Regions from separate parts of the Mus musculus genome. Here region 2 is linked to region 1. The links are chromatin loops, found by intact Hi-C in ENCODE. Cell type or tissue: heart. All regions are shown on one strand. Links, peaks and the distances in the headings refer to the core of each region. The heading gives the core; the rest is flanking DNA.

Region 1 (15,603 bases), core at 4,826-12,825:
AGCTCACGTCTTTATCTGCAAACACAAAGCAGAGAGGATGTTATATGAGGAGTCAGTGTCCTTGGTTTTCTTTTGCTTCATCTCTTACCAGGCAAATTCTTTCCTTCTCACTTGTCCTGTGATTCTCCCACTGTGATGGAAGCAACATGAGTCCTTTACAAAAAGCTAAGTAGATGCTAGTACAGGGCTCTTAGACCCACAGAACAAGAGGAGAGGAGCTCCTCTCTTACCTCCAAGTCTTGGAGGTAGTAAAGTGCCATGTTGAGATTTTTGTTATTGTTTAAGACTAAGCTACCCTGATAACAGGGAACAAATATAAGTCTGGGAGACTAGGAACAACCTTCCACATTCCCAGAGTGGATTAAAGCCATGCAAGGCAGCTGTGGGAAGGTAGGGGGACAGTTGCTGACATGCCAGAGAGTGTGAGGGTTAAGGAGACCTGGGACTTGGTTGGAATAATGCAGGCTCTGAGGGCAGTAACACCAACTACATTGGCTAGTAGCCAGACTCATCCCTTAAAAATACTTAGGAGTCTTGAGTCCAGCATGGCTCACATTTGTAATCCTGGCATTAGGAGGTTGAGACAAGAGAATTACCTTAAGTGGAGGCCAACCTAGGCTACGTGTAAGACACACACACACACACACACACACACACACACACACACACACACACACACACAAAACAAAAAAACAAAAAGAGCATGGAACCTGAGAATCCTGAGCCCCTGGTCATCGGTAAATCAGTTTCTGGAGCCGCTTGCCTTATCTGCTGACTGGCCTGACAATTTGGGGGCTTCCATGGAGATGTTCCACAGCCTGCAAACATGGAGAGAGTCCTCCTACAGAGCTCAGTGCTGCGTTTGCACACTCCACTCCTAGTGTACTCATCAGACAACGCCCTCAAGGTTTCTTTTTTTTAAATTATCCTGGTTTTACTAGAATTATTAGTTTTACCCTGTGCTCACAACTTTAGGGTTGATTGAGTAACATACTGAGACTACATTGGGTTGGTTCTAATCAGAGCTACCTCAAGTTTGGCTCCTTATCTTGTAAGTTTTACATTATTCTAAGCCATGCAGAATGGTTTCCAAGTCTCATAGAATGGTTTCATTCATTATGTTCCTAACTCCATGCCTTCTTCATTCCCTCACTATCTCTAGCCAAGTTTCCAAGAAAAATCCCAAAAGGTGAGGCTCTGTTGTTACTCTCCCTGGTCCCCATAGGTTTCCCTAAATTTCTCTATTGCTTTGGGGACATAACTAGTTAGATTATATAAAACCAATTTTTTTTGAGCCATTGTTCTACTATGACTAAAAGAGAAATACCAAACATACTTAGCAATTTACTTCAAAAATAGGAAATGACTGAAATTGGTGCCAGGGAGCACCACAAGCCTTATGGCCCGTGGAGAAACTAGCAGTGAGGAGCGAAAAACAAAAATCTAGACAGAACCATCTTTGTGGGAAGTAGTCTTCCAGAGACTGACCTCATGCTTTACCCTCCCCTCCACCCCTCCACATACATATTTAAATATAGTGGAACTTGTGATCTGTGAGCTTTACAATAAATTCTATTGACTGATAAACAGAGCTCAGGGCTGGGGCCTATCTGTGATAAAAATAAGGATTGCAGGCTGGTGAGATTTCTCAGCAGTTAAGAGCACTCACTGACTGCTCTTCTGAAGGTCTCGAGTTCAAGTCCCAGTAACCACGTGGTGGCTCACAACCATGTGTAATGAGATCTGATGCCCTCTTTTGGGCTGGAACAAGTGAGGCAGAGGGAACAGAGGTTCTGATTTCAATTCCCAGCAACCATATGATGGCTCTTAACCATCTGTGCAGCTACAGTGTACTCATATATATAAAGTAAATAAATGAATCTTTTAAAAAAGAATAAGGATTGATTCTTTTGGTGAAGGATGCAAAGTATAAAGAGTCTCTTTCTAATGGATGTGTAGTGGGTTGGCCTAATGCTGTTTATATTCTGATGTCAATATTAGTTCCTCAAGAAGGGTTGCCCTCAGGTACTCAGGTGATGATGAGTAAACCTTCTTCCAAATTTTAACTGGTCAATAAAAGACTAGAGATTGTGATTGGGCAGTGGAGGGGAAAGGTGGGATTGGAGAATGGAGAGGGGTGGCAGGTAGAAAAAGAAGGAGAGAAGAGAATGGAGGAGATGAAGGAAGAAGAGGAGGAAGAGGAAGAAGAGGAAAAGGAAGCTACAATGGAAAAGAACTGTGTGTGTGTGTGTTTGTGTGTGTGTGTGTGTGTGTGTGTGTGTGTGTGTGTGTGTGTGTGTGTTGTGTAGGTACACAAGACGGGAGAGGACAACTTGCAGAAGTCAGTTGTCTCCTACCATGTGGGTCCTGCGGATAGAACTTGTCTGTTCCCATTGAACCATATTGCTGGCTGATGGGTAATATTTTGATAGGAAGATAAGTCATAAGGGACTTTCTCCATACAAAACAGACCATTGTCACAGAGCAATCATACACTATGGTCCTTAACCACTTCTTGGCCTTTAGGATTTGATCCAGGATAGAGTGTGGCCCTATGTTCAAAGTCCATGTCTATCACATACTAGAATTGAGAATTCAATAGATTTTTTTCACCATCCCTGCAATGGTCCAAAAATTCGTAATTTGGGTTTTAATCCCCACTGTGATCAGCAGGACTTGAACTTCTAGAAAACAGAATAAGCTTTGAAGGCAAATGAGTCCCATCATAGCCAGAAGCTCTGAAGCAGATCTAGGACATTTCTGCCTGCAGAACTTTGAGCAGGACACTGCTCACTGGTTCTCAGGCTAAGGCAACCCCAGGGCACTAAGGCAACCCAGAGTCCACTGCATAGTAGCTGCAAGTCCATAAGATTGCTGGGTGCTGGTGAGTGCAACATAAACAATCTCATCCATATAGCAACCATAGGAGGCAGGTAACATACACATTCTGCAGGTAAGGAAGCTGAAACCTAGATACCAGGGTAGCCTGGAAACTTATAGTAATGTATTCATGTGTGCTCTGGCATAAAGCCACTTGTTTCCATGCTGTGGAAATACCATAGTTACATGGTTCGTGCCATGTATTATTCCCTCTTTCTGTATTGACAATGGTAAGAAACATAACATAACATTCTAAACTAATTTTTAAAAGTAGTTATTTTCATCTTATGTGTATGCTTGTTTCACCTGCACGTATTTGTGTGCACCAGGATGTCTGGTACTCAAAAAGCCAGAAGAGGGAGTTGAATCCCCTGGAACTTGATTTAAGTGTAACTGTGACATAGATACTAGAAACCAAACCCTGGTCTTCTGCAAGAGCAAGCCAGTGCTCTTAACCTCTGAGACATTTCTTTAACCCAACATTTAAATTTTAACCCATGAGGAGACTCTTGAAGGTATAAATGTGTCAAGCACAGGTGATTTAATTTCTTCAGAAGGGGCCCTGCAGTGGTGGCATGCACCTTTAATCCCAGCAGTGGGGACGCAGAGGCAAGAAGAGATCTCTTTGTTTAAGGTCAGACAGGTCTACAGAGTGTGATCAGGACAGCCAGAGCTACACAGAGAAACCCTGTCTTGAAAAACAAAACAAAGCAAACAAGCATATTTCTTCTGAAGGAGTTTTGGTCTTGTCTGTCATCTGGAGAGTTCTTGTCCAGCATGAATGAGGCCCTGGGTTTAATCTGTAGCATTCATCACAAAAGGAAACATTTAAAAAGTTTAAGACAATAAAAATAAAACTTTGTGGTTTGAAGTACAGTTCTAGTAAGGTGGTTGCTTAATATGTGTGAAGCCTTGGATTCCATGGCCAGAATAACAACAAAATTTCTCCAGTGGGATCTGAAATATAGGAAACTGAGTAGAGAGGTGATGGATTTGGTCCAGGACAAAAGTGCCCAATCAGAATGCAGTAATGAATTGCTTAGAACTAACAGGAAGAAGACCAAATTAATACCTCCCCAATACTATTACAGGAAGCTTTTTTTTTTTGCTTTGTTTCTTGGCTCATGGGGCCCAGGCTAACCTGGAATGTACAACTAACCAAAACATAACCTTGAATTCCTACTTTTCCCCCCTCTGACTTCTAAGAGCTGAGTTAATAGGCATTTGTGGGTATATAGGTGTAGTAAGCTGGCCCACGGCCTACATGAACCGGGTATTTCATGACTTTGGGGGGTATAACTGCCTCTGTTTTGTCTTTAAAAGCCAATTTTTCAGAGCGCTATGAGCACGTTCAACAATTCCTTGTCCCATGGGGTTATAAGGAATTCCAGTTTTATGTTTCATACCAAATTCCTTACAAAATGAAGTAAAATTGTTGCCAGTATAGCATTAAAGGCTTGTAAACAATGATCAATTACATTTCTAGAGGCCTCTCCCGTATGTAGAGAAGCAAAAAGAAATCTTGAACAAGTGTCAATACAAACAGGTATATATTTTAATTTTCCAAATTCCTCATGAGTTACATCCATTTGCAGCAATTGATTAAGTATAAGTCCTCAAGAATTAACACCATTATGTGGAAACAGGTAGAAAGTGAGGACACTAAGAACAATTTTTTTACAATTTGACATGCACATTCTCTAAAAATACCAAAATATTATCTTAAGCCATTATGATTTTGACTATATAAAGAAGGAGATTATATGGCCAATTATTCTTATGTAAGGCCTGTAATCTGCCTGAAATATAAATCTAGCATGGCATTGCCTTAAGGTCTTGTTCAGGCTATCTAGGACAAAATTTTAAATGTCCAAAAGCAGTCTTCTAAAAGGAACAGCATTTTTTCTGTTAAGTTGTATATGCATAAACCATTGCAAATTTGAGAATTTATAGTATCTGAGGGATGAACAACTTTAAGCAATTGTAAGCTCTGAGATATAATATTGACTATTAATATACAAATTAAAGCTTGATTATTCAACATTTTAAAACACCATCTACAGCACACAATTTAATTATCTGTGCTGAAGCAGGAGGAAACTCAAAAGAATAAGCATGTGATCCAACCACATATACTTTTCTTCCCTAGAAAGGCTGTTTTTAAACACAGTAAATGGGATGCATGCATGAATAAATTTATAGAAGATACAAAAGCACGCATAAAAACAATTTTTAACTTATCTTTAGGATGATTATCAGTTTTATTTAAATTGATGGTATGCAATAGGCCAAATATCAATATTCTGCAATAACCAAATTAGTTGCTGTTTGGAACAAGGAACAGACACTTTGTCAGGCTTTTAAGACATAATTTTTTGTTATAGTTTTTCTAAAATATACGAATTTATCTTACAATTCTTAATTAGCACCACAGCAGCCTTAATAGGATGTCAAAACTTTGCTTTGAGGTGAACGCCACTTTGGCCTCCCCTGCCGCAGGTTCACTATCCAGGCCGAAGAGGCTGAAGTGGCAGGCCAGAAAGCCCGAGCAGAGAGGGCAGAGCACCCTGAGCCCCAACAGGAAAAATACGGCCATCCCCAGCGGGGACAGGCGGAAGCCCATGGGGGCCATGGTGCACACAACCAGAGCTAAGGCCGTTTCAGGCCCGCCGCTGAGTACTTTACAAAGGCGCCCACTTCTTGGCTTCCTCCCGTGCCATCACTGCTCAGGGAAAGCTGCATACCCCACAGCCCTGCCCCACAGCAGCCAGCAGCCAGCTGACCGGCCCTCCCTGTAGGCTAACGGTTGGCCAGGAGGTGAAGAAAAATGATTTTACATTAACGTTTTCTCTTGCCAAAGAATTGCTGTGGGCACACTTAATAACCATAATTAAAATAAGCAGCTAATATTTAATTATCATTGATTGTAATTGATAGCAATTATAAAAGCTTCCTTTATTTTCTGGAAAGCCTTTTGTTCTTTACCAGTTAATTTGTGACTCTCAAGATAACATCCGACAAAGGTTTAAGTCACTTTAAGACCTTAAGGTGAGACCTTAGCTAATTAACATCTCTTGGAAGCTTTTGAAAATAAAATTTTGAAATAAATCAATTTTTTGTTCTAGATTTTCTGTACCACAACTTTATAGTATAACTAAAACCCCAAATGTTATAAAGATATTGCCTCTGAATCTTTTCTGAAGCAACAACTACTCCCTAGAACTTAAAATCTCATTGTGTGAGAGCAAAAATTTGAAGTAAACTTCCCTTGAGAGGCATTAGCTAATAAAATACTTTCCACTTAGGAAACAATATATACTGAAAAAATTCAAACTCTTAGCTTCTTGTATTGAAGCAGAGACAATAAAAAATTTTCTTACATAACATAAAGCTGTATTAGCCATACCTAGAGGCAAAATTTTCCAGTGATTACCAGTTCACTAGAAGCAAACACTTTACAATTATCAGGATGCAAAGGAAAAAACAAACCTTTAAATCTATAATAACTTTACATGAAGTAGGCAAGCCGGATTATAATGCCTTTATAAGTTCTACAGCCTGACTGACCTTTTATGAATTCTGAATTTAAACTTTATTTAGAACAACATCTGGATACATCTGCAACAGTGTTTTTTGCTAAAAGAAAATTCCCCTGGAGGCAGGGAGAGGCAAGTTTCAAGAACTTCCTTAGGCACTGTTTGCAAAACAAAAGAAAGTCTCACAAGCCCCACAGAGGCTGATCTGAGCTTTGTTCCTCTTGCTGTGAGGACAGATTATAGAACTTTTAAGTTTCTTTTGCAATATTAGACTATAACTACAACTTTGGGAAAACAAAACCCAATTTCAAAACAATTTATCATCTTTAGAATCAATATTAGAAACATTACTATCATGTTACGAAGTTTAGCTGCTAATTTACACCTATGACTACATGACAGTGCAAATTTTAATGCTTCATTAAAGAGACATTGTTTTAAATCTTATCTCTAAGTCTACCTTTTAGGATAAGAATCACATTAAATATTATCTCAACTAGAAGTATCCTTAGAGGCCTAGTTTTTTGTCCTGCTTTATGCCACGTGTTTGAAAGACTCCAAACCTTAGTTACCAATTTAAAGCTGTCTTGCTACCAATGTTACACCTTTTAAATCATACCCAATAACTTATAAGCTAATATTCTATGATGAAGACACGCAGAGTATATTATACCTTTAAGACCAGTAAAAACCCAAACTAAGTGGCTACAGGAATCCTATAAATTTAGACCAATCAAAGAATTTTACTTTCTCTAGCTATAATTATAAGATAAAAAAGCATTTTGTCATTTGCTAAACACAATAATCACGATTACAGAGAATTTTCTAGGAAAAAACCATCAGTTTATTTGCCTTAGAACCAAGAGGTTGCAGACTACTTTTCTTTAAAAACAGTTTTTCCAACAGTGGCTCCCCTGCTGTGCTTAATTCTTGGCTAAAGTGTGGGCCACTCTTGGGCTTTGCTGAACCAGCAGATAAAGTCTTAGCCATTTTTATTTTCCAACATGAAACACAGAACATTCAGTCATTCAGACAATGAAACAAAACACACATGAATTGACACATGAACGGATTGGTGCACCAGACATTAGACAACACAAAGAGGGCAGAGAACTTCTGCTGTAGGGGCCAGAGAGAATAACACAGGGCGTTCCCCAATTTCTCTCTGTCTCTGGGAGAGTTTCAAAATCCATTTTCTACTATTTTATTTAATTTTACTATTTTAAACCCTATTCCTCTCACCTGAAGCAGCTCTTGAAAGCTGCAGACAACCACCTGTTTGGGAGTTTCTAGTTCCAGATTTCGCTGTCAAACCTAAGTGGAACCAGCGCTGGGTCAGCACTGTTCCAACTTAGTCCATATCCTATCGCACCTCCAGCAACACTTTAAAAAATGACGTTTAAAACCAGTGCTAGTATAAATACCTGTTGCTCACTGTGCCCGATATGATCTTCTTATTCTTTCCTTCTTGTGGAGCTCCACACAAGACAGCGATCCCTCAGTGTTTTCCTGCTGTTTCCAGGTCCCTGTTTCTGGCACCAATCTGTAGTAAGCCAGCCCGCAGCCGGGTATTTCTGGACGGTAGGCTGGCATTGAAAGAGACTTAGACTGCAAGAAAAGAATGATGAAGCCAAGACAAATTTTCTCTGATCAAGGCCTACGAGTTTACTAAGAGACTGTGCTTAGAAGGGGGGGAAGGCCCATCTCCCCCACCCCCCACCAGTCCATTCTTGGTGCTTTGAGCCAGCCTGTAGGTGACATGCAGGATAGGATGTGTCTCTGGAATGTCTCAAGGGTCTCTCTGCAGGTAGCAGAGTCTTGGAGAAGAGCAGTGATAGTTGACGTAACAATATAGCCATCTAAGTCAGAAGGCTACACCCCAGGTGATCTCATATTCAGTGGCAGCAAAGTCTGAATCAGCCCGCTTCAAGGCTGGGGTAGGCTACATATAGGTGGTTTATGATCCTCAAGAAGCCTCCGATTCCATCTTTACCTAAATTCAAGGGCTTGCTGAGTATTCTTAAAGATTTGGAAATGATGACTGTCAGGTTCCAAAAGAAAGTTGGAACAAATGGCTATTACCATACCAGAGTGGATGCTGGCATCTGGGTTTACTCAGTAGCAGTGGCTCCTCTCTGCACTTTCCACTCCCAGTCTACCCTAAACTCCCCCAGCCCAGGGGTTTCTCTTCCTTTACTCCAGCTTTTGATCCTATAAAACCCTGCTGGTTTTGGCCATGCTCTTCCACATGTTTCTTCTTTTTCCTTTGGCTCCTCTCCTTGTTCCTTTGTCTGCTCTTGGTTCTCTTAGTCCTCACCTCCTGGCTTTTGGTGTCTTCTCTTGCTCTCTCACCCCCACCCCCACCCATTTCCGGATTCCTCTGCCTCTATTCTCCCTCATATGTCCAATACAAACCTTCTCAACCATATCTTGAAGTGTGCAACTCCTCTTTTTATTCAACAACATTATATGAAGCAAGAGACCCACTGCCATCTTGTGGCATGCACTGCAAATTCAGGGATAGTAGTGAAGGAAATAAAGTCTTGTTGGTTTGCAAATAGGGTGACAGAGTCCAGGATCCTTGAAAATTCACCCTGGAGCTGAGGAATACCTTGAGCTCCTGATTCTCCTGTTTTCACAGCCCAACTGGACAGGTTCTTTCTTTCTTTCCTTCTTTCTCTCTCTCTCTCTCTCTCTCTCTCTCTCTTTCTTTCTTTCTTTCTTTCTTTCTTTTTTTCTTTTTCCCCTTTTTTGTTTTGTTTTTTGAGACAGGGTTTCTCTGTGTAGCCCTGACTGTCCTGGATCTCACTTTGTAGACCAGTCTGGCCTCGATCTCAGAAATCCACCTGCCTCTGCCTCCTGAGTGATATGGGTTTTTTTCTATGTGTGTGTTTAGTTTATGGTTGTTGTTGTTACTATTATTAATAATAATTATTATTTTAGTTCTTTATTTTCTAAAAATTAAGTAGAAATTTAATTTATGCACAGGTTGTGGGATAATGCTTTTATTTTGTTTAAACATTCTTTCATTTTTATTTATTTTGTGTGTGTTTGCAGGTAGAGGAGCTCTGGGGATAGCTTCAATGCCTCTGGTGCCACACACTTATTTTGAGACAGATTTTTCTCACTGGCTTAGAACTCACCAATGAGGCTAGGCTGGCTGGTTAGTGAGTCTGGGGACCTACCTGTCTCTACCTTTTCAGAGCTGGGATTGCAAGCACTGGGGGCCATGCCAAGCTTCTATTGTTATTAGCACATCTAGCTTTAAAAAATGGGTTTTTACATCAAACTCAAATTCTTGTACTTTCAAAAAAAAAAAACAAAACACTTTACTGACTGAGCTATCTCAATGAGTTTCAAAGTGGCCCTGTTTATGGGAAATTATTTAAGCAGATAAATGAAAACAACTTTCTTTCTTAAAAAAAAGTTAAGTGTTTAGTTGCATATACATATGTATGTGTAGTACATGTATGTGTAATGTCCATACAGGCCAGAAGAGAGCATCCGATGCCCTGGAACTGCAACTACAGATGGTTGTGAGCTGCCACATGGGTGCTGCGAGTTGAACCCAGGTCCTTTGCAAGAGAGACAAATGCTCTTAACCATGGAACCTCCACAGAACAAATGCACTGAATATTTGGGAACTATTAGTGACTATAATTTTGATAATTTTTTAAGAAGTGAGGGTAGGTTTCTGCTTTACCAATCAGAAAATACAATGTCATTGGAGGGAGACAGGGCTCATGAAATGCACCTGAGAACATTGTGGAAATAACAGTGCTGGACTGACGGTATTCTTTACAGCATTGAGCTGTGGGGTGGAACTCATATCACTAATTCCCACTACTTTTATTGAAGTAGCACACATTTGTATGCAGGGCTTTATTTTTGTCTACAGCACTCTTAACTTAGTTACCAGTGTTTAGTGATGTAGCCTCTACATACCGTGTTTCTTCCACAGTGCTGGAGATGAGAATTCAGGGCCTTGAGTACACTATGCAAAGCTCCATGCCTACACTGCATTCCAGCTCTTTGCTGCCCTTTGAAAAATCAACTTTGTTACACATTACTTCCTCACTTGTTTCCCTCTTTTTCTTTCTTTCTTTCTTTCTTTCTTTCTTTCTTTCTTTCTTTCTTTCTTTCTTTCTTTCTTTCTTTGTTTTTTCTTTTTAAAACAGTGTCTTACAGTGTTGTCCAGGCTGTCCTGGAACCCACAACCTTCCTGTCTTTGCTTTGGTGATAACTGAGATCACAGGGTAGACTAGCAGGCCTGGCTTCTTTATTGTTTTATTTTCTAATTATGAAGAAATGAAGAGTCTGTTGTTACCTGCCTCTAGTTGCATTTCTTCCTGCCTTACATTTGTGGCTTTGACTCAGGACTCACCATCACCAACAAGTTTGCAGTAAGTGCTCTTTCCCTGGGAGCTGTACTTTCTGTCCCCACAATAAAGGCCATCCTGGGGCCCCCTTTTCAGAGACCCAGTAACCTGTGCTTCTGGCAGGAAATATTGGTGTCCTTTCCGAGATCATACAGCCCCAGGTGTCCTTTCGTCTTCTGGGACAACTTTCTGCCCTGTATGCTGAAGATTTCCTGTCCTTCTATGCTGCATCTCTTCAGAAGCCTCCTCAGTTGCCCTAGCCAGGCAGCCCTGATTTTTCTTCCATGGCTGTTTCCCTAAATTTCTGCCATTGTGATTACTGAGTAATTAATTAAGGCAATGTACATCATGTAGAATTCCCCGTTCTTTCATCTTCCAAACCAGAAACAGAAGAGCTAGCACTAACATCTGAAACCAAACTTGTGGTCTTGCACACTTGGCAAAGATCTGCACCTCATATCCCACTTTCCAAGCCAATTGAACACAGGCAGTAACCCTAGAAGTCACCTGCTGCAGAAGAAAGTACCTTAGTACCACATGACACAATACTTACACCCCACTCCATGTCCTGTGCTCTGAAGGTCCCCAGGAGGCCCCTAGAGATAGGCTTGGTATTACAGCCCTTTTTGTTTTTTTCCCTCCTTCTCTCACTTTCCTATGACTTTGTGGTGGCATTTCCTGAAATCACCTTTCAAATCTGTTGATTTACTCCATGTTCAATGTCTTGTTCTGACAGAATCTAAGTTAAGAAACTAATTGGTGGTCAGGAGGCTGAGGTAGGAAGTGTGAAGCCAGTCTGGGATATGAAGTGAGTTCAAACTCCAGAGTGGCTACATAGTGAGACCCTATCTAAAAAGCCAGCCCCCAAAGAAAAAAGAAAGAGGAGAAAAGAGAAGAGAAGAGAAGAGAAGAGGAGAGAAGAAAAGAAGAGAAGAGAAGAGAAGAGAAGAGAAGAGAAGAGAAGAGAAGAGAAGAGAAGAGAAGAGAAGAGAAGAGAAGAAGAGAAAAGAAAAAGAGAGCAACTCGTGGCCAGATACAGTGGTGTCTGCATCTCACGAGACACTGGATGACAGGGTTCTGGATGCCCTCATCCATATTGGGACTAGCACTTCTGAGCATGCACTCTTACCTGTGACACGGTGACAAATGCTTGGTCTGACTGATTCAGATGGGTCAGGTGTCGTGGTATATGCCTGCAATCCAAGCTCTTAGGACAGCAGCTGCCAAAATGTGGGTCGTGACCCCTTGGGGGGGTGTTGATGAATGACCCTTTCACAGGGGTTGCACATCAAATAACCTGAATACTAGGTATTCATATTACAATTATATTATGAAAGAAAAAGAGGGATATAGTAATATTATAAGAAACTAGATATATTGGATGGATTGCTAAATTTATTCTTAAAATACTGTATAGTCATAATTTTACATTGGTAGAAATCTTTATATTTGACGCAAAATTGATGTTATTCTTTCTTTCTTTCTTTCTTTCTTTCTTTCTTTCTTTCTTTCTTTTTTTTTTAATGAGTACACTGTAGCTTTCTTCAGACACACCAGAAGAGGGCATCAGATCCCATTACAGATGGTTGTGAGTCACCATGTGGTTGCTGGAAATTAAACTCAGGATCTTTAGAAGAGCAGTCTTTTTGTTTGTTTGTTTGTTTGTTTGTTTTTGTTTTTGTTTTTTTTTTCCGAGACAGGGTTTCTCTGTGTAGCCCTGGCTGTCCTGGAACTCACTCTGTAGACCAGGCTGTCCTTAAACTCAGAAATCTGCCTGCCTCTGCCTCCCAAGTGCTGGGATTAAAGGCATGTGCCGCCACCACCCAGCCTCAGTCAGTGCTCTTAACCACTGAGCCATCTTTCTAGCCCAATGATATAATTTCTTACATTTGTACAGAATTTATGTATTGATATAGGCTTAAGTTTTTGGTATAAATCTTTATATATTGATACAAACTTTAAAATTAATTTTGTTACTTTTAGATAGGCATTGTGCCTATATGACTCATTTAAGAATACAAGGCTTAGACCCAGTCCTTCTCATAGCTGCTGTTGCAAACTCTTCAGGATGATTAATACAAGTTAAGGGCCAGATAAACTCATGGTTATATTAGAGTCTGATTTAATTATAATAAAGTGTTCTCAGTATTATTCAAATAGAAATAGCTAAGAGTAGTCAGTGTTTAGCAGTTCAGATATACTATATATAAATAGTCTTCAAAAGCATCAGAAATCCATAGGATATGACATTTAAAGTAATTTCATTATTAATAGATTTTAAAAAAAGATTTATTTTATTTATATGAGTACACTGTAGCTGTCTTCAGATACATTAGAAGAGGGGACCAAATTCCAGTACAGATTGCTGTGAACCACCATGTGGTTTCTGAGAATTGAACTCAGGACATTTGGAAGAACAGCCAGTGCTCTTAATCACTGAGCCATCTTTCCAGTCCATTAATAGATCTTTCGAATAGGAGACATGTTTGCTCTTGACGGTACACCCTTCACAGTTCAAGGAAGATATTGAGCATTATACCCTCCATATAGAGTTGTTTCATTTGTGGCAAGAATTGCTCTAATTCATCCACGGACAACAACAACAACAACAACAACAACAACAACAACAACAACAACAACAACAACAACAGTACAGGAAAGGACACACGATTTGAGGTAGTCAACAGCTTAGCTCTGCCAAGATAGGGTAAGTTAGTGCTTCATATTTCATTTAAGATCTATCAGATGGTTCTGGGCTAGAAGTCTGAAGACAAATGTTCCAATATTATGAGGAATATAGGGGAATGTCCAAGCAGACAACTGTCTCTACAAATTAAATTTTGGAAGCTGTGTTTTTGTGCTTCCTATATATTCAGCTAATATTTATTTAATTCTTGGATCTCTGATAGGATTAAAGACTAGTTATAGTCTCATAATCATACTTAAGTTGTTTAACATTAAGGAAGATGATCTAGATTTGAGAAGATAGTTTAAATACAAGTTAAAATAAAAATATAATTCAAGTATAGAATTGGAAATTAATTAAGATAGACGCTAAAGTAATTTATCTAAATTGTCAAATAGGATAGACTTCATGTTATAAATACATATCATACCTTACCATTTATGTAATTGTTATAATTATGTTCAACATGTATCTGAGAGACATGAACCTTTTTAAATGGACAAAAATGGGGAAATGTTGTAGAATTAGTCTAATGTCACTTGTATTATGTTAATCTGGTCCCCAAACTTGCGCAATAATCCTCATGTCTACATGTCAGAAACTGAAGGAATCCTGCTCCCAGTTGGTTTTGATTGGTAAATAAAGTTGCCAGTGGCTAATGGTTAGGTAGGGAGACAGAAGTGGGACTTTTAGGATTCCTGGGCAATGGACCAAGGAAAGAGGAGAGGGACAGCCACCATGTAGAGGAAGAAGAGGAGACATCACACTTGAGATGTACAGAGGACAGAGAGACAGCCAGGGAATAGTGATCCTAACTTGGTCTAGGGCAGAAAAGATGGAATATAGAATTTAGTAAGTTATTACTTAAAAATTATGGGGAAGGGGGGGTGTGTTAGCCACGTAGAGGTTTGGAAGAGGCCCAACCATTAAGCTGTTAAAAGAATATCAAAATATAAAGGCTGTGTGTGTGTGTGTGTGTGTGTGTGTGTGGTATGTGTGTATTTCATTTGAAAACTCAGAACATCTGAGTGTGTACGTGAGGAGCGTTACCACCACCAACGGGGTCAATTTGAGCAAGGTTAATTTGGTACTACTACACACAACAGTAGCGGAAATACAATTATGAAGTAGCAGTGACAATAATTTTATGGTTGGGAGTCAGTACAACATGAGGAACTGTACTAAAGGGTCCTAGCATTAAGAAGTTTGAGAACCACTGCTTTAGGAGGTGGAGGCAGAAGGATCAAAAATTCAAAGTTATTCTACAAACTGAATTTATGACAGACCTAGGCTAAATGAGACCCTGTTTCAAAAGAATAAAATGACAATTAAAAAGGAAAAAAATGAATTAAACAAAACATATTCCACATGAGCCACATAACAATACACATGATCCGTGAGTGGCAGTCCAAGCACCCTTGCTTACATAGATACTCAGAACTGGTCAGTAAACAGATTTCCTTATGTGTTTTTTGTTTTGTTTTGTTTTGTTTTTTGTTTGTTTGTTTTTGTCTCAGCAAAATTGTTGGCTCACTCTGAACTGGTTGATCGCAGGCAGTGAATGAGGCTCCAGTGAAAGTACCACAATCATATATCTCAGGAAAATCTTTTTCCTCAAAAAACACAGGTAAAGGTATTTTTCACTACTTAGTATAATGTCAGTATAGTGTCTCCTTCAAAAAATAATTTATTTTATGTGTGTGGTTGTTTCCCCCACGTGTATGTCCTTGTATGTGATGCATGCAGTGCTGGCAAAGGTGAGAAGAGGGTAACAGGTGACTTGGAAGTGGAGTTATGGACAGTTGTTAGCTGCCATGTGGGTCCTCTTGAAGAGCAGCAACTGTTCTTAACCACTGAGGCATCTCTCCAGCTGCAGGAAGTCTTAGAGATCCATAATGCTAAAGACTTATTACTTCTCTTTCTTTAAACACAGAAACAACATATTTCCAATTCACCCTAAATTATTTTCATGAAGTTAAGTTTCTCCATCACTGATTTTAGAGACCCCTCCCCACTTTTGGGGACAGAGTCTTACCATAACCCAGGCTGGACCATGCTGGGATTTTATATGTAGCCATCACATTCACCTTTTAGAAGATACTCTAAATTTATAATCTGATAT
Region 2 (15,603 bases), core at 3,821-11,820, 79 kb before region 1:
TAAATTTTAAGTGCCGTCTTCAATCCACCCTACTGAGACAGGTCTCTTATGGAACCTGGAGCTTACCAATTCATGTAAACTGGCTGGCCAACAAGCCCCCAGGATGCTCCCTTCAGTCTCCTCCCAGTGCTAAATTAGTAGGGAAGCTATTACTGTCACTGGGTTTTCACTCAGGTTCTGGGAATCTAAATTCACCTCATGCTAGTGTGGCAAGCACTTTGCCAACTGAGTCATCCCTTGAGCCTTTCTCATACTCTTCAGGTGCACAAATACATTGTTCTTGTTTACATATCAAAGCTCGTGCAATGGTTCTGCCAACCCATGAGCAGGGAAAGGCCCACTGAAGAGGAAAGTTCTTTAGCTTTGCTTCTTTCAGTACTTTAAGTCTCCCACTTGAAAATACAGTAACTTTATAATTAAAGCATCGACTGTCACATAAAAGACCACGTGGCCTTGGAGGGCAAGGCGTTTTCTTCATGATACTAATGATACTATTGGGGAGTCTGCTCCCTAAACAGGTTTTGTGTTCAATATACTACAACAGGCTACAACTGTCAGTTTTTCATCAAGATATCAGAGGCAAACTCTGTCAGAACAAAAAGTTATTCCCTACACCTCTTGGAAAGTTAAAGCTATGCCACAACACGGTCTCTGTTTTCAAACCAGCCATCCTGCTTGTACTACATGGTGGTGGGTGGCAAAGAAGGAAACCAGTGTTAGAAAACATGTACAACCCAAATAGGAAATGGGAGAGCCCAGGTGAGCAGGCTCTAATTATCTCTTGCTAGAGCTACCTCTACTGAGAATTACCCAGGCATCACCTGAGCACCACTTTAATGCCTTTCAAGAGCTCCCAGCCACCAGGCACTTCTTAAATTCCTATCACCTCTATCAGTGTCACAGTGGGGACCAACCTACAGCAAGCGCTTGTGGCAAGTTTCTAGTGTTAACAATGTCTAAACACTGAACTACTAAACATGTTCATAGTGGAAAAACTTGTATGGATGGAAAGCCCTTACAGCACACTCTCAATTGTTATAGCTTCTAGCCACGTGATCTCACCCTCCTCACTCATCACCCATGAACCATCATCAGATCAGAAAAGATCAGATCAGAAAAACATCCACTATGGTTCAAAACCACAATACCAGAGAGCATGGGGCTTCGTATGTTGACTACTTTGAATGTAGAAAACTTACTGAAGAGCCTCAGGAGCAAGCAGGCCCTCTGACTATCTTACCTTACCCTTTCTTATCCTGCTCCATTTCCCTCCAAAATAGGCTAGAGAAATGAGTATTCCTCCTCCCTAAAGAAGGTCACAGAAATTATAGTTCTCACCCCCAAAAGTGAGCCATAAAATCTAGACATTTTATCTTAACCTTCCCATATCCTCTTGTATCAAGAGTGGGTCATGAAAAGATTCCGACCTAACTTTTCTGAGAGATCAATTTCCCCTCATCCAAGCATACTGACCTATACCAAGTGAAAGGCACAGAGACACCAAGGAAAATCTTTACAGACAAATTTTCCTTCCTCTCAGGCACTGAGCCAGATCACACCTTTTGTCTAATTACATTCCCATATGGCTATCCAGATTACCCATTCTTCAAACCCAAATATTAAAGTCGTTTTCTGGTCTCTGAATCTTCACGCCTCCAGTGTCATACAGTCCACTGAGTAAAAAGCAAAAAGTGTGCCATGCTTTTTTCCTGTCCACCTGTCTCACTGCCTATAAACAAAGGTCTATTTGTTTCCCTCCTTGATATAGTCTCACTATGTAGCCCTAACTGTCCTGAAACTCCATATGTAGACCAGACTGACCTTGAACTCAGAGATCTACCTGCCTCTGTCTCCCAGGTGCTGAGATTAAAGGTGGGGGCACCCTCTATTTCAGCTTTTAAACTTGATTTTCCCTGAGACTAGAGACATGGCTCACCAGTTAAAAGCACTAGCTACTCTTCCAGACAATTCCCTGCAATCAAATAGTGTCTCACAACCATGTATAATGGGATCTGATGCCCTCTTCTAGCCTGCAGGCATTCATATGGACAGAACCTTCGCATACATTAAGTAAATAAATATTTTTTAAAACAAGAATCTGATTTTCCCCTCACCGAAAGTTCAACTACTAGGAGTTTTGTTTATTTGTTCATTTGTTTGGGCTTTTTTGTTTTCTTTTGATTTTTCTTTTGATTTTTCCGGTGGTGACAGTGAGTCTAGGGACTGAACTCAGAACCTGATGTAGCATCCAATCTGTGTGAGCATCCAGATGATTAGATGATTACAACTTCCAAATATAACAAAACAAAAACAAAAGAACACACGTGATTTTGCTAAATCTTTTCAATCTCTGCATACACAGAAGAAACTGTGAAGTGGTTCATGAGAGTTCTGCAGTTCATTAGGAAGCTGGGTCAACTTGACAGCATGGAAAATTCACATACCAAAACACTGATTTTTTTACAAACTCAGTATACCAAGGAACCAAGCACTCAAGTAAATTAGTTTTCAGATGAGCAATCTACCATTTCCTAATAATCTGAAAAGAATCCACATTATCTATTGTGGAAAGCTTTTGCAGCTCCTTGCCAGGAATTCAACATTGGGCCAGGACTCAGAAGTAAGCTCAGGCAGTAATCTAGAACAAATACCATAGGCTTCAGGCAAGAATATGACTTTGGGCTAGGACAGGGAAGTAGGCTCAGAGATCTTGGTCATCCTGATAAGCACTTAGAAACAGTGATCATGGGACTTTATTGCACTGCTAGTTCCTTGACTATTTGTGTTTATTGCCTTGCTTGTTCCTTATTACTTGCAGGTAATTAATATGATATAAAAGCAGATTGGGAAAAATAAATTCACCTCAGCCTCAGAACTGGCTGGGGTCATGCTACAGTGTTGTCTCATTGTCATTTTCTTTTTCTTTAATCCTCCCTCATGCCCTGGAGAACCTGTTGATTGGCTGGCTTGGTCAATCGACATAACTAGAACAAGAAAATAGAATTGTTAGACACACAGAACTCTATCTAGTAAGCTCGTGGTGTGTATTTATGTGTCAAGAAAGAAAAGGAATACAGAACAAACAGAATTTTGAAACAAAAATGTGGCAATGAAAATGAAATGCTTCTTACATGTCAAGGCAGTGGAGTTTCCCAGTCACTCGCCAATTCCAAATTAATAACTTAAGAATTGGCTTCTCCTTCCAAGAACTTCACAGTTAGTTACAATGGCTGGAAGTTTGGGAGTAAACAGGATCATCCTAGAGGTATGTAAACAGGCACAAGCTACCAAAACACTAACCAAGAAAGGGGAGCCTGACCAGTCTTTCATACAGGACTTATTTTTAAAAATAAAGATGGAAAAAAAAGCAAAAAGATCCCAAGAAATGGACAATGCATGAGAAGAAAAAAGTATGGTAAAACTGAAGGTTTTGGGGGCCCAACGCTAAAGTCTGTTAAAACACAAAGTCAGTTTTTTAAAAAGCACTGGGTTGATTTAATACAGACAACGCAGAGGAACTAGGCAGATGCCTGCAGCATCAATTCTAGCCCCTCCACATACTAGGCCCTCCCTGGTTTCTTTACAAGTGAACTAGGGTAATAGCACCTGCTATATATCACAAGGACCAACGAGAACAAAGTGCTAGTTGTGGGCATGTGGCGGGCATACATATTGTGTGTGTGTGTGTGTGTGTGTGTGTGTGTGTGTGTGTGTGTGTTTGTGTGTGTTTAGGGTCTTTATTTGTCACAAATCAAAGACCACATTCAGGACGTTTTTAGAACAATTAGTCTCAGAAACAGAATGAAAAGCAAAACCGAGAAATCAGAAGTATCTTAAGGTATACACATCTGCTAGAAGAACAAGAAAAAAAGGCACAGTGTGATGGTTTGTATATTCTTGGACCAGGGAGTACGGCCTTGTTGGAATAGGTGTAACCTGTTGGAATAGGTGTTTCACTGTGAGTGTGGGCTTAAGACCCACACCCTAGGTGCCTGGAAGTCAGTCTTCCACTAGCAGCCTTTGGATGAAGACGTAGAACTCTCAGCTCTGCCTGTGCCATGCCTGCCGGGATACTGCCATGCTCTCACCTTGATGATAATGGACTGAACCTCTGAACCTGTAAGCCAGCCCCAATTAAATGTTGTTTTTTATAAGACTTGCCTTGGTCATGGTGTCTGTTCACAGCAGTAAAACCCTAACTAAGGCAAAAGTGGTACCGGGGACTGGGGTATTGCTATGATAGGCCGCCGGACCATGCTTTTATTTGAAAGAAAGTGGATTTGGGGACTTTGGATTTGGAACACAGTGGAATGCTTTAAATGGAGCTTAATGGGTCATCCTAGTAGGAATATGGAAGATTTTGTTGCTGGGAGTGATTTGAACTATATTAACCTGGCTCAAGAGATTTCAAAGGAGAAGAATTTCAGATTGTGGCATAAAGACTGTTTTTGTGGTATTTTGGTGAAGAATGTGGCTACTTTTTGCCCTTGTCTGAAAAGTCTGCTTGAGGCTAAAGTGAAGAGACTCAGAATAATTGCATTGACAAAGGAAGTTTCAAAGAAGCCCAGCAGAGACTTTGTTCTCTTTAAGTCTTATGAAGAGAAGTTTGAACAAGCATAGCAAGCCAGTAAGGAACATCCCTCCGTGACCTGTGCATCAGCTCCTGCTTTCTGACCTGTCTGAGTTCCAGTCCGGACTTCCTTTGGTGATAAACAGCAACATGGAAGTGTAAGCTGAATAAACCCTTTCCTTCCCAACTTGCTTCTTGGTTATGATATTTGTGCAGGAATAGGAACCCTGACTAAAACACACAGTGACAAAAAATACTAGTGAGAATAACAGACAGTAAAAACAAAAATTGGGGTGACCTTTTGATTTGGGGCCTACATGACTAAGAAAATATTCTTTATTAAAATAAAGAAATAAGAAAGAGTTATTCAGTTCACAATGTAACAAATTCAAAGTAACAGAGTGGTACCCAATAAGAACTTATCAGAGAGAATAACACAGGCAGGGAATCTCAAGGTTAAAGAAAATGAGCTAGTGATGCAAAATCAGGACACAGGAGACAGGGGACAAGCAGATGAAATCACAGGCACAGCTAGAAAAGGAAGCTGAGAACCAAAACCAAGGATACCCAAGGCAGAAGGACCATTGCTGGGTGATGGCTCAGAGCAGGCAGAGACTACAGTCACAGAAGGACTATTGCTGGGTGATGGCTCAGAGCAGGTAGTCACAGTCCTTCACAGCGCTTCACGTGTGACAGCTCTTCAACTGCAGTGAAATGAACTACACACTGAACAGAAGTGGGATTGTTGTACAAAGTTATTAATTATTCTAATTCTATTCCCACCAGGACAGAATAAAGGATACTTAATTAATAATTAGATATTATTCCAATATCTCAAAACTAAGAATTGTAACTCCATCTCCTTCTGCATCCATACATCTGATTCTAAGCAATCTTTTAAAAACTACTTTCTTTCTCCCTTTGCTTACTGACAGTCAATTCTCAATTTTCAGCCCCCTCTTCACTACTTTGGCTTCTTCCTGCAATCCCAACTTTGGAAGAACAACTCTGATGAAATCTAAAATGGCTGTTCTTAAAATTCCAAATGGAATGTTAGTACTCTCACATTTTGGTATGTAATAAACGTTGTGTTTTTTACACTGACCAAAGATAAACAAAGCCAAACAAAGCCCAAAAAAGGGAGAAATTAATAATGGTGGTGGTGGTGGTGATGATGATGATGATTTAAGCTGCAGATATAATTCCTTGTGCCTTTTATTTATAAAAAGAAAAAGGAAGAAACACAAGACCCCCAAACACTTGATTTGTCTCTAGCTACTCACATTAACAAGTCCCCAAAAGACTTTTCATGATAAACTAAAAAGCAAGCTTTCCCATCAGGCAAAGGACTGTTTTTAGCAGGAATCACGGAGAGCCTCAGACATGCCAGGAGCTCCAACTCCAGCCATTGCTTTTAATTTCTGAACACACTTAGCACATTCCCAACTCTTCCCACTTCTATAACTGAAAGTTAGTCTGTTGAAAATATTTTTCTGGGCTGAAATATTTTCGTGTGCACCAATATGAGACATCCAATACAGAGTAAGAGATAATGAATGGCAGATACTTAACACCTACCTTGTTATCCTGAGCAAACAAGAACTGCTCAAATCTTTAACTATACATGGGTTTCTCCTCAAATGCATAATTTGATCACACTTTATTTGAACTCACTACTGGTCATAGTTCCTTAAACTACAGTTAGTCACACCTGCCAGAAAATGAAAGTATTATATACTATAAGGCACAAACCCCAGTAACACATTTTTAATTCCCATGCAATAAGCAAAGTTTAATTTTGTCTACTTTGTATTCTTTTCAATTTACAGTGTTTCAGCTATTTTAATATGAAACCACCAGAAACCTCATCGAAAACGACACCAGGATAGTTTCCTACACTTATTTTCGATATTTTTGATAAGGCAGTTTCCATTCAGGAGGACAAGGCAGGGCCATAAATGCAGTTCAGGTACTCAGCCCACCCAGAAAAGCAGAGCAGGCGCTTAGTCAGGCACTCCAGGCCTGAGCTGACTGACCACAGAAGCAGGAAGACACTACTTAGGCTTTTATTTAAAAACAAAAAAGTACCAGCATATTGTTGACAAAAACAACGAAAATACCATAGATCTCTTCAAGTCTTTTAAGTTCGATTCCTAAATAAATGTGCACAATTGTGTCTATGATTTTAAGGACAGGCCTGTTTGGAATAAGACGGTTGCCTATGATTACTTTAGTAGACTGTTTCCCTTGGAAGCTAGCAAGATTAGCACAATAATGCGTGCAGAACCACTTTTCTTCCACTTTCAGACTTCTCCCTAGGGTTCACCTTGCAAAATATTTAATCCGTGGTGGGTTTTTTTTTTTTCTTATTTGAGTACAAAATTTCTAAATGGTGACTTTCTACGAGTTTCATCAAAAGTAGCCTCCTAGAGTTTAAAGAATTAAATGCTGCTATCTAACCATATGGTATTTAAACTTTATGACATAAAGAAAAAGTAAACTTTGTGTAATCTTTAGGCAGTCATTCCCTCTCATGTAAACTCTGAGGTCTAAGCAAAGACTAGCAACCTGTTTCATATGAAAGTATCGCATGTGGCCTTAGATACTGTGAAAGTCAATATATTAAGTTGCAAAATACTGGCACGTAGGCCAGGCACAACAGCTCCTGTTTGATCCTAGCACTCGGGAGGTGGAGGCAGAAGCTAAGAGTTCAAGGTCAGCTTCCACAGCACAGGGGGCTCTATCTCAGCTTGAGCTATAGAACTGCGTCGCAAATCACAAAACATACAATAAGCTTTTAACTGACTCGCTACTGAAAGTGTGAAGCCCATGCTAAACAGTAACATTTAACAATAAAGTATGTTTTTAAAAAAAAGAGTGGAGAGTTCCGTATACTACTGGCCCAAAAATCTATATTCTATATAGGACTTTAATTTTCGTCTATAAACACACTCCTCACTTGCACCGACAAAATCCTGAAAGGCTGGATGCATACATACACTTGGGATCGGGTTACTCTGAGTAGTGGGAGCGTAAATATTGGGGTTGAGGTCCAGGACAGAAAGAGGGCAGGAGTCTTGTGTCTTCATTGTTTGGCAGCTTTTTTTTTTTTTCTTACAGAGCACGCAGTACTTTAGCTCCATTTCTAAGAGCATTCCTCCTCCTCCTTCTGTACCCAAATTCTTCAGATTTGTAAACGCACAGCTGTGGTTTCACGATTTTAAAAGAACACGCATAAAAGCAATAAGCTGTAAAACACCTTGGCTCTGCAAAACAGCTCGCCCTGTCTCTCTCCATCCGTTCTCCCGGCTGGTGTCTAAAATGCCAAAGCAGCGGACGCGGACCGCACTTACCGAAGGCGCAGAAGACGCTCACACAGCGGCAGCGCCCGCTCAGTCCCTGAAGCCCCGTCCCAGCCCCCGCGTCACGAGCCTGCGTAGGCGGGAGCCCTCCAGGCCAAAGCAGCGGCGGACCGGCGGCGGGCGGAGCGCCGCAGAGACAGCCGACTGGCCCGGCACAGCGTCCGCCAGCGCCGACGCGGGAGGGCGGAGCCCGACCCGCAACCCGGGACCCGGGCAGCTGGACTGCCCTAGTCGCCACCGCCTCCTGGGAGCTGCGCGTGCGCGGGGCGCCCTCCGAAGAAAGATGCCAATCAACGGGGCCTGGGAACACCCCCACCCTCAGCTGGGTTGGACTCCGCCCTCTCGCTGAACGCCCTGCCCCTTAACCAAACAACGCGAGGCTTGCCCAAGCGGCTGGCAGCTCCCGCGGATGCCGCGAGAGCTGGGGCTCCTCCTATTCTGTCGCTGTTTTGTTTGTGTGCTGCGTAGCTCGGGAGCGCAGGGTCTGGTGACTCAGTCCGTCCCCAGCTCCGCCTCCGGTCGGCGTTTTGCCGACTGGATCTACGAGGCCACTTCATCTCCAGCCTCTCCGCGGGTCTCTGTATCGGGTGATGGGGAGGATGCCTGCAGACCCGGCGCGCACCCAATGACTGGCGGCGGTGCATGCGTCGCCCCCTGTGCAGGCGCAGCTGACGCCTTCTTGGTCCACGCCGAAGCCCCTGCCTGTGTCGGTGTCGGGAAGGAGTGCTTGTTGAGAAGTGGCGAGGGTCAGAAGCAAGGGGGAGCATCTACATCTGTAGTCCTCCGCAGTAAACATGTCGATTCCTACTTTGGGACTGTATTTTTTGTTTGTTTGTTTGTTTCCAGCACATAAAAAGACACTGCTTTCCCAATGCTGTAATTTGTAACCAAATGCACGTTCCAGATGTGGTGGCACTGGCTTGTAACCCCAGCACTTGGGATGCTCAAAGTCTGCCTGTACTACATACATATATCAAGTCCCTATCAGGAAAACAAAAGGTCTTGAGGCCTAGGTTGCTGTCACCTACAGTAACCTTGTGTAAAGTGTTTAAGAACAGAGTAGTAAAATGAGAGCTTCCAATCACTTGAAAACTGGAACAAAGTTAACTTATGCGATGGTCTGACTTTCAGCTCACCTTTATGTCTCAAGTACGAAGTTAGATTTGGTGGCCTTTTAGCCCTTAGACTGAGGCTGTGGGCCGGATTCCTTAGTCCTATCTTTGTGTCTCTCCTAGAACCAAAGCACCCCTGGACAGGATGGGATCACATAACAGTCTTTGGGGGTTCGGTTTCTGATACTCTAGGCAGAAATTTTAGCAGGTGAAAATATTTTATCGAGTGGATGTAACGGCTCAGGGTGGTAATCCCAAAAGCTCCGCAGGTGACAGCAGAGATCAGTAGTCCAAAGTTATCTGCAGATACTTCATTTGAGGTCAGCCTGGGTTATATGAGACTGTCTCAAAAAAAAAAAAAAAATATATATATATATATATACATCTTACCATAAACATAATAAATCACATGATAAATTAGGAAGGTTTGGGAGTTTTAACAGAATCTCCAGGCTGTCCTCAAATGTGAAATCCTCCGAGCCTCAGCCTTCTGAGAAATCACAGATGAGTTCCACTTCACCTGTTTTAAAATAACAGTGAGACACTAGAAAACATTTTGGTTTTCTTTTTCTTTCATTTCAGTCCCTATGGGAATTTTTTTTGTTTGTTTTGTTTTGGTTTGATTTTTTAAGACAGGGTTTCTCTGTATAGCCCTGGCTGTCTTGGAACTCACTTTGTAGACCAGGCTGGCCTCGAATTCAGAAATCTGCTTGCCTCTGCCTCCCAAGTGCTAGGATTAAAGGCGTGCACCACCACCGCCCGGCTGGGACTTTTTTTATGTAGGCCTTTTTTTCTATTGAATAAGAGCTAAACACAGCTTTATTTTTCTTCTCTTCACCTTCAAGGGCTGAGATTAGAGGTGTGCAAAAATGATGATGTTTAATAAGAGGGATGCTAAGTACTGTGTTTATAAAACAGGACCAGGGGTTTCTCTTCTACAGCAGCTAAACTGGAAAGAATCATGTAATAACTTCTGTGTATACACCTGGTACCTGCCACCTACCCATGTTTCTAATTATGCCCCACGTCTTGCCTTTGCACCTGTCATTTCTTATATATCCTCCCACAACTTCATAATCTGGGAAGGCTGGATACTGAGTACCAAACTGCTTCCAAATTTTAATGCTGTGCTACACCGATGATACTTGTCTTTGTTATATTGGTCAATTTTTAAGTTGTTTCATCATCCAGATTTATGTAAAGATTTTAGACTTTATATAGCCTGCAGGCAATTTGTTCTTGGCATTCTCCATCCACTGTTGGAGTAAGCCTGGTCCTGGGAACACTAGCAACACTTTTATTCTTCATACCAAGTGACTTCTACTTTATTACTAAGCAGAAAATAACACAGTATAGTACAGGCCTGGCACTCTGTTCATAAAACCACGCAGGCAGAATATCACAAATGTTCAGCCTAGTGGTCTTTCATCCCAGCACTAGAGAGATGAAAGTAACAGGACCAGAGTGCAAACAGTCAAGTGGGTCTCTATGAGTCCAAGGAGAGCCTGGGCTATATCAAGTTCCAGGACAGCTAAGATTATAGAAAGAGAACCTGTCTGAAAACAGGAAGGGAGGAAGGAAGGAGAGCACTACTATCTCTCCCAAATGACCTTGGTTCAATTCCCAGCACTCATAAGGCTGCTCACAACCATCTATTATTTCCATCCTAGGGGATATGAAACCATCTTCTGTCTTCCACAGGAACAGAGGGCATTGATGTGCCCACAAAAATTCAGGAAGCCACTCAAGCACATTAACATAAAAAATCTCAAAAAAAGAAAAAAAAAAAAACTCCTTTTAAAAAGTTCAAGGACATTCCTGCCTACATGGTGAATTTAAAGCATGCAGAAGCTGTGTGAGACTCAACCTAAAACACCCCACCCCATTGCACCCAAAACGGGGAAGAGGAACTATTCTGTCATTTAATTCATAAGACATCTGTCATAGTCAGGGTTTCTATTCCTGCACAAACATCATGACCAAGAAGCAGTTGGGGAGGAAAGGGTTTATTCAGCTTACACTTTCATACTGCTGTTCATCACCAAGGATGTCAGGACTGGAACTCAAGCAGGTCAGGAAGCAGGAGCTGATGCAGAGGCCACGGAGGGATGTTCTTTACTGGCATGTCTCTCCTGCTTGCTCAGCCTGCTCTCTCTCTTTTTTTTTTTAAATTTTTTTATTAGGTATTTTCCTCATTTACATTTCCAATGCTATCCCAAAAGGCCGCCATACCCACACCGCCCACTCCCCTACCCACCCACTCTCCCATTTTGGCCCTGGTGTTCCCCTGTACTGGGGCATATAAAGTTTGCAAGTCCAATGGGCCTCTCTTTCCAGTGACAGCCAACAAGGCCATCTTTTGATACATATGCAGCTAGAGACAGGAGCTCTGGGCTACTGGTTAGTTCATATTGTTGTTTCACCTATAGGGTTGCAGTTCCCTTTAGCTCCTTGGGTACTTTCTCTAGCTCCTCCATTGGGGGCCCTGTGATCCATCCAATAGACTGTGAGCATCCACTTATGTGTTTGCTAGGCCCAGGCATAGACTCACAAGAGACAGCTATATCTGGGTCCTTTCAGCAAAATCTTGCTAGTGTATGCAATGGTGTCAGGGATTGGGAGCTGATTATACGATGGATCCATGGATATGGCAATCACTAGATGGTACATCCTTTCATCACAGCTCCAAACTTTGTCTCTGTAACTCCTTCCATGGGTGTTTTGTTCCCATTTCTAAGAATGGGCAAAGTGTCCACACTTTGGTCTTCGTTCTTCTTGAGTTTCATGCTTTTGGCAAATTGTATCTTATATCTTGGGTATCCTAAATTTTTGGGCTAATATCCAATTATCAGTGAGTACATATTGTGAAAGTTTCTTTGTGATTGGGTTACCTCACTCAGGATGATTCCCTCCAGGTCCATCCATTTGCCTAGGAATTTCATAAATTCATTCTATTTAATAGCTGAGTAGTACTCCATTGTGTAAATGTACCACATTTTCTGTATCCATTCCTCTGTTGAGGGGCATCTGGGTTCTTTCCAGCTATTATAAATAAGGCTGCTATGAACATAGTGGAGGATGTGTCCTTCTTACCAGTTGGGATATCTGTATATATGCCCAGGAGAGGTATTTCAGGATCCTCTGGTAGTACTATGTCCAATTTTCTGAGGAACCGCCAGACTGATTTCTAGAGTGGTTGTACAAGCTTGCAATCCCACCAAAAATGGAGGAGTGTTCCTCTTTCTCCACATCCTCGCCAGCATCTGCTGTCACCTGAATTTTTGATCTTAGCCATTCTGACTGGTGTGAAGTAGAATCTCAGGGTTGTTTTGATTGCCATTTCCCTGATGATTAAGGATGTTGAACATTTTTTCAGGTGCTTCTCTGCCATTCGGTATTCCTCAGGTGAGAATTCTTTGTTCAGCTCTGAGCCCCATTTTTAATGGGGATATTTGATTTTCGGGTGTCCACCTTCTTGAGTTCTTTTTATATATTAGATATTAGTCCCCTATCTGATTTGGGATAGGTAAAGATCCTTTCCCAATCTGTTGGTGGTCTTTTTGTCTTATTGACGGTGTCTTTTGCCTTGCAGAATCTTTGCAATTTTATGAGGTCCCATTTGTCGATTCTAGATCTTACAGCACAAGCCATTGCTGTTCTATTTAGGAATTTGTCCCCTGTACTAATATCTTCGAGGCTTTTCCCTACTTTCTCCTCTATAAGTTTCAGTGTCTCTGGCTTTATGTGGAGTTCCTCCATCCACTTAGATTTGACTTAATACAAGGAGATAGAAATGAATCAATTCACATTCTTCTACATGATAACAGCCAGTTGTGCCAGCACCATTTGTTGAAAATGCTGTCTTTTTTCCACTGGACGGTTTTAGCTCCCTTGTCAAAGATCTAGTGGCCATAGGTGTGTGGATTCATTTCTGGGTCTTAAATTCTATTTCATTGGTCTACTTGTCTGTCAATATACCAGTACCGTGCAGTTTTTATCACAATTGCTCTGTAGTACAGCTTTAGGGCAGGCATGGTGATTCCACCAGAGGTTCTTTTATCCTTGAGAAGAGTTTTTGCTATCCTAGGTTTTTTGTTATTCCAGATGAATCTGCCGATTGCCCTTTCTAATTCGTTGAAGAATTGAGTTGGAATTTTGATGGGGATTGCATTGAATCTGTAGATTGCTTTTGGCAAGATAGCCATTTTTACTATATTGATCCTGCCAATTCATGAGCATGGGAGATCTTTCCATCTTCTCAGATCTTCTTTAATTTCTTTCTTAAGAGACTTGAAGTTCTTATCATACAGATCTTTCACTTCCATAGTTAGAGTCACGCCAAGGTATTTTATATTTTTTGTGACTATTGAGAAGGGTGTTGTTTCCCTAATTTCTTTCTCAGCCTGTTTATCCTTTGTGTACAGAAAGGCCACTGAATTGTTTGAGTTAATTTTATATCCAGCTACTTCATTGAAGCTGTTTATCAGGCTTAGGAGTTCTCTGGTGGAATTTTTATGGTCACTTATATATACTATCATATCATCTGCAAAAAGTGATATTTTGACTTCTTCCTTTCCAATTTGTATCCCCTTTATCACCTTTTGTTGTCTAATTGCTCTGGCTAGGACTTCAAGTACAATGTTGAATAGGTAGGGAGAGAGTGGGCAGCCTTGTCTAGTCCCTGATTTTAGTGGGATTGCTTCCAGCTTCTCACCATTTACTTTAATGTTGGCTACTGTTTTGCTGTAGATTGCTTTTATCATGGTTAGGTATGGGCCTTGAATTCCTGATCTTTCCAAGACTTTTATCATGAATGGGTGTTGTATTTTGTCAAATGCTTTCTCAGCATCTAACGACATGATCATGTGGTTTTTGTCTTTGAGTTTGTTTATATACTGGATTACGTTGATGGATTTCTGTATTTTTAACCATCCCTGCATCCCTGGGATGAAACCTACTTGGTCAGGATGGATGATTGTTTTGATATGTTCTTGGGTTCAGTTAGCGAGAACTTTATTGAGGATTTTTGCATCGATATTCATAAGGGAAATTGGTCTGAAGTTCTCTATCTTTCTTGGGTCTTTTTGTGGTTTAGGTATCAGAGTAATTGTGGCTTCATAGAATGAGTTGGGTAGAGTACCTTCTGTTTCTATTTTGTGGAATAGTTTGTGAAGAACTGGGATTAGATCTTCTTTGAAGGTCTGATAGAACTCTGCACTAAACCCATCTGGTCCTGGGCTTTTTTTGGTTGGGAGACTATTAATTGACTGCTTCTATTTCTTTAGAGGATATAGGACTGTTTAGATCATTAACCTGATCTTGATTTAACTTTGGTGCCTGGTATCTGTCTAGAAACTTGTCCATTTCATCCAGGTTCTCCAATTTTGTTGAGTATAGGCTTTTGTAGAAGGATCTTATGGTGTTTTGGATTTCTTCAGGATCTGTTGTTATGTCTCCCTTTTCATTTCTGATTTTGTTAATTAGGATGCTTTCCCTGTGCCCTCTAGTGAGTCTGGCCAAGGGTTTATCTATCTTGTTGATTTTCTCAAAGAATCAGCTCATTGATTGGTTGATTCTTTGAATAGTTCTTCTTGTTTCCACTTGGTTGATTTTGCCCCTGAGTTTGATTATTTCCTGCCATCTACTTCTCTTGGGTGAATTTGCTTCCTTTTGTTCTAGAGCTTTTAGGTGTGTTGTCAAGCTGCTAATGTGTGGTCTCTCTAGTTTCTTTTTGTAGGCACTCAGACCTGTGAGTTTTCCTCTTAGAAATGCTTTCATTGTGTCCCATAAGTTTGGGTATGTTGTGGCTTCATTTTCATTAAACTCCAAAAAGTCCTTAATTTCTTTCTTTATTCCTTCCTTGACGAAGGTATCATTGAGAAGAGTGTTGTTCAGTTTCCACGTGAATGTTGACTTTCTATTATTTATTTTGATATTGAAGATCAGCCTTAGTCAATGGTGATCTGATAGGATGCATGGGACAATTTCAATAGTTTTGTAAATGTTGAGGCTTGTTTTATGACCAATTATGTGGTCTGTTTTGAAGAAGGTACCATGAGGTGCTGAGAAGAAGGTACATCCTTTTGTTTTAGGATAAAATGTTCTGTAGATATCTGTCAGATCCATTTGTTTCATAACTTCTGTTAGTTTCACTGTGTCCCTGTTTAGTTTCTGTTTCCATGACCCATCCATTGGTAAAAGTGGTATGTTGAAGTCTCCCACTATTATTGTTTGAGGTGCAATGTGTGCTTTGAGCATTACTAAAGTTTCTTTAATGAATGTGTCTGCCCTTGTATTTGGAGCATAGATATTCAGAATTGAGAGTTCCTCTTGGAGGATTTTACCTTTGATGAGTATGAAGTGCCCCTCCTTGTCTTTTTTGATGACTTCGGGTTGGAAGTAGATTTTATTAGATATTAGAATGGCTACTCCAGCTTGTTTTTTCATACCATTTGCTTGGAAAATTGTTTTCCAGCATTTAATTCTGAGGTAGTGTCTATCTGTTTCTCTGAGATGAGTTTCCTGTACGCAGCAAAATGTTGGGTCTTGTTTGTGTAGC

Evidence for each region. A loop is a pair of places that touch in the nucleus more often than their neighbours do. Peaks named below come from ENCODE experiments on the same cell type or tissue, not always from the same donor. Only the 100,000 strongest peaks of a DNase experiment are listed, where the experiment ranks them.
Region 2: a loop joins it to region 1, with 2.3 times the contacts of the local background. A loop is called at or near these places in 2 of 42 quality-filtered maps.

Annotation. Positions count from the first base shown.
Region 1 is chr1:7,003,671-7,019,273 of GRCm38, reverse strand. No RefSeq gene overlaps it. Among named protein-coding and RNA genes, the nearest start is that of Pcmtd1, 77 kb to the left of the region's middle. In heart, for the core only: a CTCF peak has its summit at 8,921 (motif pointing left); no DNase peak of the experiment used is centred there.
Region 2 is chr1:7,081,537-7,097,139 of GRCm38, reverse strand. Pcmtd1 (protein-L-isoaspartate (D-aspartate) O-methyltransferase domain containing 1) reads right to left here and starts at 8,220. Exons shown (of 6, transcript NM_183028.3): 1 at 7,924-8,220. In heart, for the core only: a CTCF peak has its summit at 8,669; a DNase peak (open chromatin) is centred at 8,209; H3K4me3 peaks cover 2,738 bases; H3K27ac peaks cover 2,167 bases.